Linked DNA regions of Mus musculus: region 1 is linked to region 2. The links are chromatin loops, found by intact Hi-C in ENCODE. Cell type or tissue: gastrocnemius. All regions are shown on one strand.

Region 1 (2,500 bases), 660 kb after region 2:
GTTCACATATAACCTTTTGGAAAGTGCAGAAGGGGTTAATTAATTGTCCGAGCAATTAATGCTGTTGATTCTGCAGTGATCATCAGTTACTCAGAACACAATTTATGTCTTGTTTGTTTGTTTGTTTGTTTGCTTGTTTGTTTCAGTTGCAAGGGTCTGCTTGAGAAAGCTCCCAGGCCCGTGAACATCTGAAATCACTGAAGCAATGACGGGGAAATAAAGATGTCATAGTTTAACATGGGTGGAAATCACAGGCTTGAGGCCTTGACTTGAACATTATTAAACTTCACAGTCTTTAGTGACATTCAGTGTCTGCAAGTGAACACAGATCCAGATACCAAATAGATAGCATGCTCTGTTCTCTAATTTTACAGTCTTACAGACTTTCAATATAGATGAGGACCATCAGAAAGAGTGTCCCACACAGCAGCCATTAGTTCTCCAATGAGGAGGATAGGGGTGCTTGCCTGTTTATAGCCCCTGGAATTAGCACCATTTATCTTCTATCATTACATACTGAGTGGGCGTGTCCTGGTACAGCACATCTGTGTAGTATGTCAGGATGATGACAGTGCTCAGAGGAACCCTGGGGCATCCTTCCTGTCTGGACTTGCTCCATGTCTGTATTCACAGTTACGCTGGCATCTGCTTTTTGGTTTTCATTCTCTTACTTCATTTATATTCCATGTCCCATTGTTTACCTGTGCTGCTTTTGTGTTTTGAGAAATGGTGTGGCTTCTTTTGTGTACATTTTGTGGCTAAACCCTAAGAGCAGTTCAGAAAAACAATTATATCATTCTGTCCATCTAAAATATGGTTGTTGTTGTTGGTGGGTTTTTTTCATTCAGAAAGTTAATATAAATTGACTCTGAGAGACAAACCTTTAATTTAAGGCCAGGTCATACAATTGAAACATAGTTTTTAACTGTAAATAATCAGATGTATATTTTTGTATGATTTTGCATTTGAAAAGATATCACAACTTCAGAGTTACATAATAATCAACACTGTATGGTACCAGGTTTTATTCTGTTACTAATATTTATATTATAAACACTATCTTTGACATATCCTTATGCAACTATTTTGATAAAATTTATCATTATCCTGACCCATTCTTTAATTTGTCATTTCCTAGTCAGTGTACAGCAGATTTGGCAGCCTAGCAGAAAAGGCATTGAAGCATCATTGTGCACACTCTATCACCCTCTGGTGGTCAGATGAAGAATTTCAGCCCTCTTCCCTGGAGAGTTAACATCCCTGAATGCTCTATTGTAGAACATGCTAGATATGGACTTTTCACCTGTAATTCCTATTTAAAGCCATGGGTGTAAACTTGCAATTTCCATCCATGGGAACAATTTTCACACTGTTTTCCTTAAAAAAAAAAAAAAAGAATGTGCCCGAGGAGTGCTTGGTAATTTCTCTACAATCTTCAAGATCCCAATGTGTAATTTTAAATCTAGGTAATAGAAAATAAAATAAATATAAATGGGACCCTATAATTTACATGATCTCATTTTGTACTGTTGACAGTGAATAGGAGCCTCCTCTGTGACTGACAACATTGGTAGAGGAAGTTGCCAAGGTTCCTAAAACATTCATCTTGAAAATATATTGGGAGTGCTGGAGGTAGCTGTGTGCACACAGGTAGCACTGACAGAGTATATATCCTGCTTGTAAGGAAATAGCTGACTGGTGTTTGACATGGAAGATGAGTTTGTTCGTTAGTGTATTTAAGAAAGTAAAAGAAAACAAATCACATTTTTAAATAACAGGGAATAGGAACAAGAAGCCAAATACTTCCTATTGTCTTCAAAATTCAGGACAAGAATTTCTATTGAGAAGCTAAGAAGCCAGACAATGAAGCTCTCTCCATCTTTCTAATTTAAATGAGCAATAGTGTGGGCAACATTGTCTAGTATGTGTCCCCAAAATGCTTAACAAAATAGGCTGCCTTTCTCTGCATCATGGGATCCAGGTTACATACCAGCCTCTTGACCTAACTATAGGTGTGGGTGTGGGGGGGGGGTACTCATTAGCCAGTAGACATGCACGTGGGAAGAATTTTGCATTGGAATGCTTGACTGTGGTCTTGCCTAGGAGTAGACTAAGTGACCTGCAGCCTCTCAGAATGGCATCACAAGAAGACTGGTATTTCCAGTGGGAGTATACAGTTTGTTCATTTTCATACAGCTTCTGCATCTAATGTATTGTGTAAAGGAAATTAGCATTATTAGTGTTCATAGTGATTTCTCTATTCAGCCACCAAACATGTTTTTGTCTATAAAGGCCATCATAGGGGATACAATTCAAACTCCTTAGGAGTTATGGTATAGGGCATGACCCTGGTCTTTAAACTCCGATAGTCCTGGATTCAAATTACATACTGACCAATAGCCTGGTGTGCATTGTTTAGTTCAAGTACTTAAACATTCCATCTTTCTTCAGCACTACTACTGCACGAGTACCCTCTTCCCACTTCTTGCTTTCATCCAGT
Region 2 (2,500 bases):
ATACCAAAAGTCCCCCATAGCCACCCACCCCCACTCCCCTACCCGCCCACTCCCCCTTTTTGGCCCTGGCGTTCGATCACAGGGCTCCCAATGGAGGAGCTAGAGAAAGTACCCAAGGAGCTAAAGGGATCTGCAACCCTATAGGTGGAACAACGTTATGAACTAACCAGTACCCCGGAGCTCTTGACTCTAACTGCATATGTATCAAATTTGAAAATTTAGTCTATGTGCCTCTAACCTATGTGAAACAATCTAACTATAACAGTTTGTATGGTAGTTGTCAAAGTTCATACAAAGAAGAAAAGACAAACCTGCTTTGATTAAAATATTTGGCAACTGAATCCCAAATCCATAGGGTTTCTGTAGAGATTAAAGGGAGATTTTTGGTTTAGAAAATCCTGGAGAGGAGAGAGATTGGAGGCGTATGTACAGGTCTCAGCAGAGAGAGCTGGAGAGGTCTGGCTGCAGAGGCTGGGCCATGGACAGGAAGAGAAGCAGTGTGAGGGCAGGCACTATGGAAAGCCTTGGAGCTGGTTCTAGAAGAGGTGCTCACTGTGCAATTCCTCCTTAAGGTACCACTATAGACACTCGTTCTTTAGCCAACTAGCCTCTTCATACCGAGTTCTTCTTTGAGCCAAAGTCCATGAAATATGTGTGCCCTTCTTTATCCTTAGGTGTGTGCTCTCCCCTTGCTATTAGGTAATAGCTGGCATGGAGCTCTGCTATTACCAGCAGGCAACTCACTGCTCTGTGGGCAAGCAAGGAGTAGGCAGAACTGACCCTTCTCAGTGCTGACATCAGGGTACCGAACTGTGACACTACAAAACTGCTAGAACAAAATGCGCTCCGAACATGGGTGCTTTGACAACACATGAAAAATTCATCCCTGGCAGTATATCCAGAGCTGCTCTAAAATATCGTGAAACATAGATCTGTTTTTCACTGCAGTGTTTCAAAGGTTTTATTTCCCCTTATACTTTTTTTTTTTGATGACTATCGGATCAGAGGAGTTGACTAAAACTTTCTCCATATGATCTTTATGATATTATAGATTCATGAACCACTTAACTGAAGTCCACAATGGTAACCCCTGCCCAATTCACAGCATTTCCTACTGGCCCTCACTATGTTGTGTTGGCTCCTGTCCCCTGTGACAACTGAAGACCAGCTGTCTCCCAGGGCTTTTGCAAGAATTAAAGAGATAATACTTGAAAATTGTTAGTCTGCTGTGTATAAATATCCACTACCTTCCTTCCATGTAAACAGTTTACATGAGAATGGGAGGGGTGACTACCCATTTAGCTATAAGCCAGGAGAGCATTAATCAGCTTAATTCCTCAGATGGCTCTAAAAGAGAAATTATTCTCAGATGCTAGCTTGCCTACAACCCTACAGCAAATATGTAGGCAAGCCAAGCTCAGAACTCTGAAGCCCTTTGTTAGTATGCAATCCCGACCTGGATTCTTCAAACCAAATAAGAAATCCCATAGACCTCATATAGCCTTTGAATCTCCCAGGGATGAGGTCCTGTGGGGAGATAGTTGATCTTACACTTAGCTTTAAGGCCATAGTGCAACACCAGCAAGCCCTAAAGAAGCATCGCTGGTTAATACAACGTGGAAAGTAGACCTATCTCTCTCACAAGAATGTCTACACTAGATTCTATCTAGAATGTATCTAGATTCTGTTTTCCATACATAGGAATAAACAAATGAACAAAGAATATTTTAAAGAATATGCCAAGATTGATACATAAGTTCAGAACCAATTTACCCTGACCACTGTAATTTTAATGGATGTTTTCCTACTGGCAAAACCTACTTGCTTTGTATTTGTTTCTTTAATTATCAGAAAGTCTGGTCCAATCTCCTAGGGTTTCAATGACTTCCAAATAGATACTTTTAAATTGATACTGATGCTTTGGTGTAAAAATCATTGAGTCAAAGGCACTGTTGTGCCCCTAGATGTGTGGGTAAGTGGAAAAGCTTATGAATGCAAGTGTCTGGTCTGGATTCAGTGAACCAAACATCACTGCAAGGGTAGCTTTATGTCCATCTAGAAATTGCACTGCCCAAATCACCATGATTGCCTTGAGTTTGAAGAAAGCTACTCTTCACACCCTGATTTATGCACACATATTCCTTTGAAATGCATTAGTCAGTGAGGCTCAACTCAGATATAACTTAGTGGAAATTAAGTATGAATATTTTCTAATGAATTATTTGTCCCTACCTCCTTTCTTTAACAGCATGATGTGCTGTGTGAGCTTTGGCCTCATAAATACATCCTTGGCATTCACTTCTAGTATTACTGAGCTATCTAAAAGTTTCATACTTATATCTTGGGAAGTTAAACTGTCCTGTGTTTGTGATCTCTTGAAAAAGTCACTATAAAAAAGCTTAGACCTGCAGCAGTTAGTGAAATCGATCAGCCTGTGCATTAGGGAGGACTTGTCAATTGAGCACATCCTTCCATTAAAGGGATGACCCCTGCGGAGCTG

Evidence for each region. Hi-C counts contacts between places; a loop is a spot of excess contacts. Peaks named below come from ENCODE experiments on the same cell type or tissue, not always from the same donor. Only the 100,000 strongest peaks of a DNase experiment are listed, where the experiment ranks them.
Region 1: it touches region 2 in a loop (2.7-fold over the local background); 25 of 42 quality-filtered maps call a loop at or near these places.

The regions. Positions count from the first base shown.
Region 1 is chr4:85,818,155-85,820,654 of GRCm38, forward strand. It overlaps a transcript of Adamtsl1 not described here. Among named protein-coding and RNA genes, the nearest start is that of Adamtsl1, 230 kb to the right of the region's middle. In gastrocnemius, a CTCF peak has its summit at 1,210 (motif pointing left); a DNase peak (open chromatin) is centred at 1,208.
Region 2 is chr4:85,153,416-85,155,915 of GRCm38, forward strand. No RefSeq gene overlaps it. Among named protein-coding and RNA genes, the nearest start is that of Sh3gl2, 51 kb to the right of the region's middle. In gastrocnemius, no CTCF peak of the experiment used is centred here; a DNase peak (open chromatin) is centred at 1,125.